Linked DNA regions of Mus musculus: region 1 is linked to region 2. The links are chromatin loops, found by intact Hi-C in ENCODE. Cell type or tissue: gastrocnemius. All regions are shown on one strand. Links, peaks and the distances in the headings refer to the core of each region. The heading gives the core; the rest is flanking DNA.

Region 1 (4,405 bases), core at 93-4,092, 93 kb after region 2:
TGGGCCGAACGTGGGACACCACTTTTGACCCACAAAGATGGATTTATTTTATTTTAAAAGGCAGTAATAAAGATTTTCTGGGACGCCTTGTCAAAAATACATTGTCTGTCAACGTCTTTATATTAGTAAGTCTTCAACATTAGTAAAGTGCAGATCTTCCACTTTGTTTAAATTTTCTCCACTTAGCATTAACAAATGTCAGAAAAGGGGGAGGGAGAAGGTTACTAGGAGGAAGCACCACATACAAAACTATTCAAGATGGGTCTAGCCTCATGCTTCTGAACAAATGTAGTTTTATCTTGCAAAGTGTGGATTGCTGGATGCATATTGTCATTCTCCACATGAATGAAAAGATTATAGCCTAACCTGCAACAGATAATGAGCACATTGTGATGTGGGCTGTGCAGTTTGTGAGGAAATAGTTCATTTACATACCAAAGCATTGAGCAAGATCATAAATTCTGTGTCTCTGGCATACTGACTTCAGGCAGAGAGGTGTGGAGCTGTTTGATCTTTACAGAGAACAGCTCAGATCCTGGGGACAGGACTGCATCCATCATGTGCTTACAAAGAAACTCAGCTTCCTTTGAATATGGAAATTACTATCTTTCTGGACTAGCAACTACACCTATCTCTGCTTAACCCACTTGGGGCAATGCAACTTTTCCTATCAGAAGCTGAATGTCAATTATATCAGCCAAAGCAGGCAGCAGAGCAAAATTACCTTAACTTTGATAGATCCTCCTAGAACTTTAAGTCAGGGAGCCAATTTCAAAATTCTCATTGATTTGTGATGTCAGATGCCAGAAAAAGAATTTTCTCTCGAGTGTGCTTTAAAACTGTGTTATGTCTAACATATGCATTTTTTGTTCATTTGTCCCCAAAGGATTTCTCTTTATTGAAAGGGAAAAAAGAAATAATAGTGTTATAATATTCTCACTAAGCTCCAAATAAGCAGAACTAAGTTCAACATTAAAATTTTAACTGAAAAATGATAACCACCTGTGAATTCTCCTTTCAAATTGATATCACTAACCCACATGTCAACATAGACCAGTGGTTCTCAACCTGTGGGTTGTGACCCTGAGAGGGGTCATCTATCAGATATCCTGTATATACTACATTACAATTCCTAACAGTAGCAAAATTACAGTTAAAAAGTAGAAATGAAAATTTTATGGCTGAGGGTCATCACAACATAAAGACACTGTACTAAAGGGTCTCAGCATTAGGAAGGTTGAAAACCACTGCCATAGACTATGTTAAACATAGCCCCAGCCTGACCATTCTGCTCTACTTGTAGGAACAATACACATGGGTATGTATGCGACCTACCCCATGCCTAGTTAAACCACCCAAAACAAACTGTAACTTCCAAACTGACTTCCTGGTATCTAGCTCTGTATAAATAGATGTCCCTCATCCTCTCTCACTGAGTTCAGTCTTTATACCCTTAGAAAGATTTGAGCTCCTCCCTGTTCCAATAAAGCAGTTTCAGCCAACTGAACTAAGTCAGTCTGCCTTACTGCATCAGTTACCTTCTTACAAAAGGAAGTAAACTTTTATTAAAAGTTATATTACTAAACACATTAACTCTTCATCTAAATTCCTTATTTTTGAAATAATTATATATTCACAGAATTAGAACAATGAGATTAATTTTTTCTGCATATATTCTGTCTTAACACACTGACATTCACATTTTGCCTAAGGAGTACTGTTTGGAACTACAAATAGCATCTACATCAATAAAATTTATCCTGCATCTCCAAATAATAATAGTTTAAAATCATATCCTGATGTGGTCATCTCACTTGGCACAGAAAAGCATTTCCTTAAGTTTCAGCAAGCAGCTAGTTCGTCAAATAATCAATACTCCCACCACAAGCTTTTTTTTTTTTAAGATTGCCTCATTCATATTATGCTAGTGCCACACAATCTAAGAATTGATTGGCCCTTGTTTCAATGCCATTTTCTCCTTAGTATCTCTTTCTATTGGCTTGTACTATGGTGGTTCATATAATATCAATTATGAACTTTCCTAATCTGTCTATTTATCTACTTATTGAAGCTGATTTATTTTCTTTCTTTTCTGTTTTTCTTCTTTCCAATTATCTGTTTTTAAATCCCTCTCTTCCAGGGAGAGTAGGCAGTGGACTGTAAACAGATGAATAAAAATAATAAATAAATAAATATTAAATTAAATTAAAAATAAAAGTAGTAAAAATTTATAAAAGGCTCAAATCTAGCTATTGTTTCATCTGTCAGTTGTTTGGGTTTGTCAACCATTTGTTTTGAGGCTTTGATATTTCTTTCTTTCTTTTGCCTTCAAGTACAGGATGAGAGAAATAAGAAATTTAACATCTCATTACACAACTTGAGAGGAAACCTTTACCTAAATACTGAATCTTCAGTGCCCAATTGAAAATTCATATGGTCTACACAAGAGGGCAGCTAACATTGGTACTTGCCTGTGAATCTCTGGGTTTCTCCAAAGTGAAGAGAGTCCTATTTAAAGACTCTGATCTGATCTGAGCACTGGTTCGTTCGGCTCTGGTCTGAGCCTAATCTCAGCTACTCAATATACCTAGTGTAGACACCCAAGAGCCACCCAATATCAAACTAACTCTGAGTCTCACACAATGAGAAGGCAGATTCAACTTCACTGTTTTCAGACATGAATTGAAGTTGTATCAGTCCTTGCATAGTTCTTAATCTTCCTAAACCTTAGCTTCAAACTTTATAAATAGCAATAAAACTGTTTCACATCGATGTTGAGAGGGTTAAGTGGGCATTTAAGAAGTCTGATATCTTAAGACTCCAGACAATAAATTGACTCAGTATTATCACTACCATCTTTATCATGGCTAGAATAAAAGTTGTTGTTTCCATAAAGTCCTTTGGGGTTCAACTTTGATTTCTGTTTTACCTAGTGCCTATGCCTGGAACACATTTGACATGGAACATGGTTTTCTTTTTTTTCATTGAATGAATTATCCAAGTTGAAGTATCAATAGAAAAATATATGTGAAAGAGTCAGTAAGTTTGGTAGTTGTGGCATGTATTAGAAGTAAATAAGCCAAGGTGTCAACCTGTGAACTTCCAAAATTAGCAATGGCCAAAGACTTAGAGTTATTATGATACCAGGCATCCAATGAATCACCCTTGTTCTTCCTTGGTCTAAATCTTCAAAATGTTTGCTTTTCATATTCAGTGAGTAAAAGATGAGATAGATAAATGCTATGAGGCTACTCCTGCAGTGTTTATACTTCAGGGATTTGCACAAAAGTGGTGGTAAGTGAAATACAGCAGAAGAAAGAAAAGACAACTGAAGGCTGAAAGAACAATGAGAAACAAGACCTTTACAAAACATCTCTTTAATGAAAGGCAAACAAGAAAGAATGAAGAAAGGTTGTTATAGATGAGAAACAAAGAGTGGGAATCACAAGGTAAAGAAAAAGTGTCAAATCCTTTGGAAAACTGAGGAGACTGACTATGGTAATAACCACAGATAACACAAATTCATTGAGCTGGCAATCTAAGTTTCTCCTGACAAATAAACAGATCATTGCAAAGAAGGAATAAGTACAACACTCATGATCACATGGTAGAGACCCTACCTACTCCGAAGACCAGACTATGGGAAATGATGATTATCCAGAAAATTATATGCTGTGCTCACGTAGTCAACTCAGATTTTCTCAGTTGCTGTTTTATGGGCCCTACCACAGAGGCTTCACAACATCTTCAACTCCCTATGGGTACAAATAATTCTATTTCAAAACAACAGTCCTTTAATAAAACGTGCTATGGATCAAGTGCAAATGCATGTAGGACATGCACTGTAATCAAGGAGCACGATTGGCCAGCAATGTCTGAAATTAGTGGCAGCCTAGGTTCCAAGCACAGGCTGACAGGAATGCCCAGAGGTTTCTTAATACCTTGTACAGGAATAAGCAGAACACTTTTATAGACAGATCTTTTCAAGGCCAACATAAGGGCGACATGACACAGAATGTCCAAAGTATAGAAAAAAAAATTATAATATTATTTACATTCAGTTAGCAAATTCTGAACTAAAACTGGCAAACAGTAAATTTTATATCCTCTAATGGAAAAGAGAAAACACAGGCTGGCTTCAAGGAGCTGATACCCAATCTTGACTACAATTTGGTAATGGGAAGTCATGGAATATCTGAGTAACAGGGTTTTTTGTGTGTGAAATAGACATCAAATTGCTACTTAGTGGAATGGTGTGAGGTCTCACAAACGAAATGTGCATAAGTTTCTAAACAAAATACCTAATAAATGGAAATCTCTCAGTAATATTGTTATTAATTTGTGGTGACAGGCTATCTCTGTAACTAATACAAGCAAGGCATTTTTTTTCCTCACAGATATTGCC
Region 2 (4,405 bases), core at 335-4,334:
CTTTAGCTCCTTGGGTACTTTCTCTAGCTCCTCCATTGGGGGTCCTGTGATCCATCCAATAGCTGACTGTGAGCATCCACTTCTGTGTTTGCTAGGCCCCGGCATAGCCTCACAAGAGACAGCTATATCTGGGTCCTTTCAGCAAAATCTTGCTAGTGTATGCAATGGTGTCAGCCTTTGGAGGCTGATTATGGTATGGATCCCCAGGTATGGCAGTCTCTAGATGGTCCATCCTTTCACCTCAGCTCAAAACTTTGTCCCTGTAACTACTTCCATGGGTGTTTTGTTCCCAATTCTAAGAAGGGGCAAAGTGTCCACACTTTGGTCTTCATTCTTCTTGATTTTCATGTGTTTTGCATATTGTAACTTATATCTTGATGGATTTCCATATATTAAACCATCCCTGCATTCCTGGAATGAAACTACTTGGTCAGGATGGATGATTGTTTTGATGTGTTCTTGGATTCGGGTACTGAGAATTTTATTGAGTACTTTTGCATCAATATTCATAAGGGAAATTGGTCTGAAGTTCTCTATCTTTGTTGGGTCTCACTGTGGTTTAGGTATCAGAGTAATTGTGGCTTCATAGAATGAATTGGGTAGAGTACCTTCTGCTTCTATTTTGTGGAATAGTTTGTGCAGAACTGGAATTAGATCTTCTTTGAAGGTCTGATAGAACTCTCCACTAAACCCATCTGATCCTGGGCTTTTTTTGGTTGGGAGACTATTAATGACTGCTTCTATTTCTTTTTTTAAAATTTATTTATTTATTTTTAGGTATTTTCCTCACTTACATTTCCAATGCTATCCCAAAAGTCCCCCATACCCTCCCACCCACCAACCCCCACTTTTTGGCCCTGGTGTTCCCCTGTACTGGGGCATATAAAGTTTGCAAGTCCAATGGGCCTCTCTTTCCAGTGATGGTCGACTAGGCCATCTTTTGATACATATGCAGCTAGAGTCTTCATCTTTTATCTACTGCTCCATGAAAGTTTCCTCATTTTTGGGTCAAGTGATGCTCTGTAAAATTGTATCCTATTTATTTAGTTTGGACAGCAATTACACCATCTATTAATTATTTATTAATAGGAAATAATGTTGCTATTGTTTGTATTTGACTTCTAAGTAGATAAAGTCTTTTAAGTATGTACCACATTATACATTTGAAGACTCTGTTCAAGTCAATATCTCTCATGCTGTTAATAATATTTTAGAATATATGAATTTGCTATTTTTTGTAAGAACACCTAATATGCTTTTGCTCTCAATTTCTGATCACTTTCAATTTCTGGACAGTTTTGTGGTTTATGAAAATTTCATAAATATAATCTAGAAGCAGAATTGGGAGTCCCACCTCAGAACATCTAGATACCACATTATTTTCCCCTTTTATATTTAATGGAAATTTAGGTGCTTCGAGAAACAAATTTTAATAATAATAATAAAAACTCACTAAATAAGGGTAGGAAATCAGCCCTTACAGAGACCACAAAGAGCTCATTTTTCTTTCTTTGCATCATTGTTAATTAAATCAACATCCAAAAGAAGTTCTTGGCAAAAACAAAACGTCTTTTAAGTTTCTCTAGGGGGAACCAAGTTTCTGAGAGATAAGCTGTGCATTCAGAGTCCTGACTATAAAGACCCCCAAGGGAACAACTAATCTGTGGTTCTGCCTCTGCACCTCAGACAGCTGGCTGTCACCAGCAGATTCTCAGATTGACATGTGCACAGGCATAAATGGGAGAATTAATACAAAAGCCAAGAGCAAAGGGGCTAAATTAGCATATTAGCTCCTCATTCCTGATATCCCAAGGGAAAAAAATGGTTCCTCAATCAAAAATGTTGATTTACAGACACAGTGGTACACACTGGGATTTCATTATCTCCCTTCAGAATTAACTCCACAATACAGTTTAGTGTAACAGCTGGACCTGGGGGCCCTAGGGAGCTGTGCAAAATGGCAGAAAGCCACCAAAAATATTTGGACAGAAACATCAAACTTTGCCAAGTGAGTTCTCAAATGCCAAGTACTGAAATGACTTTAGACCCAGAAATGCAAGACTAAGGACTTTTGAAATAAAAATACTTTGTCCCTGACGTAGGTGTAAAGGGAGCCCAGGGTAAAAATAAGTGTTTGCACCTGTTAGAGCTTAGGTTGTTTGCCATTCTTATTTACATGAAACAAAAGTCCCCTTGATAGGCTCATAATTAAGAGCAAATGGAATTCACCAGTTGGAGTGGATCTGTGGCTTGGCATCTGAGTTGGCATGGCTGTGCCATCTCTGCTCTGGTCAAGGCTGACCTTTCTTTGACCAGAACACTCAGCATAACTCAACTCTGAAGTGTATGGCTCCCTCACATGGCTCCTCTCCAGCTCTCCTGCATGCTTCTGCTTTTGATCTTAGCAGCCATCAGCAACACATATATTTCCTGGGGATTTCAAAGATTATACTATCTCATGATTTCTAGATCTTAGTAGCGACAACCTTCTCTGAGGGCCTTTTCTCACAGTTCATAACCAAATCTTTGGTGCAAAACTGTTTAAGTGCAGCTGGTTATAGGCTACTAAATTTTCCAAGTGACAGGTGTCCATTAACTAAGTAAAACAACTGAAGATTATATTTGACTTCATAACTACTTAGTAACACTACTGTGAACAATACACATGATGCCTTTTAAGGTATATACTTTGAGGTACATGATTTTACTTTATAGAGTTTTCTGACATTTATTTTAATACATTTTCTATGTTTCGAGATTTTTTTAGTGTTATAATTGTGGGAGGTTTTAGTAAATAATTCTGAAAAATTGAATATTCCTACTGACTTACAGTACTTTGCATATTGTTTCAATGTCTTAAGTGATTCGTTCATACCAAATGATCCTCCCTAAAAACATGCATGCTAGCAACAGAAGATTGCTAAGATGGCTGAACATGTTACATCTAGAAATATGTATGTACACATTATAAAATCCCAGACTTTCATAGTGAGTAGTAAAATCCAATCCGTTAGGATCCCCGAGTCCAGCTTTTCTTCTGGGGCTCTAGATACAGACCCAACACATCTGGAAAGATTAATAAGATACAGTTTGAGGATAAAACTTTCAACATTAGTAGGTAGTACGTGCTGTCAGGAATACAAATCCAAGCGGCGAGACAACCGGCCACCATCCGGACCAGAGGACAGGTGTCCGCCTGGCTTGGGAGGCGGCCTCAGCCTCAGCAGCAGCGGTCGCCATCTTGGTTCCGGGACTCAGCAGAACTTAGGAAATTAGTCTGAACAGGTTAGAGGGTGCGCCAGAGAACCGGACAGCTTCTGGGACGGGCGGAAGCACAGAGCCGCTGAGGCAGCAGCCTGGGCGGGCAGCAGACAACCGGCCACCATCCGGACCAGAGGATAATAGATTTATATTACCAGGTTTATTCTTTAACTCAATGAAACTCTGCTATTCCCCCCACCCCTACCTCCAAAAGGCATCAAAGTAACAAAGGAGCAAAATAGAAGAGTTAAAATCTTATAAAGTTAAATCATCTAGCATAAATTTAAAAATTATCTTATTTTCTATGCATAATAGTCAGAATTGAAGTCATTTATGTTCCTCTTTAATATGAACACCTTAACATATTTGAGTAGACTGGATTTTAGAACTCTTTGTTCTCTGTCATTTCATATTGTTTACTTTTCTTATTTATTTGATGACTAAGTATTGCAATCATAAACTCATCATGTATTATTAAAGTCTATATGAGTCAGAAGAAGTTTTGTTTTTTCTTTGTTTTGTTTTTTTAAAAGGGAGAATTTAGCTGAAGGAGGGCAAGAAGGAAGGAAAGAAAAATACAAAAGAAAAGAAAATGAAATAGCACATATAACCTAGTTTTATTTACCACCAAAACTCTTATCTAGCCATAAAATACATCAGCATTAGTATTCTCAAAAATTTTAGCTAAGGCATTTGTTTGTAAGACTTGTTTATAATGATCATATTTTAGAAGTGTTGTACACTTTTTTAAAAGAGCAACAATTGTTTTAATGGCAATGTAAACCACAAAAAGCCATCACATTTATCCACAGTCAAACTGGAATGTAACTTAGAGACCATTTCATTTATCTACTATATATACAAACAGGTCTAAGAGTGTTTGTAAAAAAGTTATTATTTTTACATTTTCAGTAAATTATTGAGGAACAACATACAGACATTATTCTATCTCAGTTATGGAGAGGACACTAGAAAGCAAATGAAATATTCCACTTATGTTCCCATAGAGGGGAAAAGTAGGTTAAAATATTAATTTATCGTTGCACTCTATTTATCTCTTTCTCTCTATCTACTTAGCTCTCACCTATCATGCGTCTGTCTGTCTATCTGTCTTCTACCTTTCTTTGTCTCTTTTTCTCTCAGA

Evidence for each region. A loop is a pair of places that touch in the nucleus more often than their neighbours do. Peaks named below come from ENCODE experiments on the same cell type or tissue, not always from the same donor. Only the 100,000 strongest peaks of a DNase experiment are listed, where the experiment ranks them.
Region 1: it touches region 2 in a loop (2.8-fold over the local background); 2 of 42 quality-filtered maps call a loop at or near these places.

What each region holds. Positions count from the first base shown.
Region 1 is chr10:33,084,680-33,089,084 of GRCm38, reverse strand. All of the region lies in intron 1 of Trdn (triadin), which reads right to left. Among named protein-coding and RNA genes, the nearest start is that of Trdn, 3.4 kb to the right of the region's middle. In gastrocnemius, for the core only: a CTCF peak has its summit at 2,429 (motif pointing right); no DNase peak of the experiment used is centred there; H3K4me3 peaks cover 4,000 bases; H3K27ac peaks cover 4,000 bases.
Region 2 is chr10:33,177,711-33,182,115 of GRCm38, reverse strand. The region is part of intron 5 of Trdn (triadin); the gene reads right to left. Among named protein-coding and RNA genes, the nearest start is that of D830005E20Rik, 76 kb to the left of the region's middle. In gastrocnemius, for the core only: no CTCF peak of the experiment used is centred there; DNase peaks (open chromatin) are centred at 1,961 and 2,327; H3K27ac peaks cover 3,216 bases.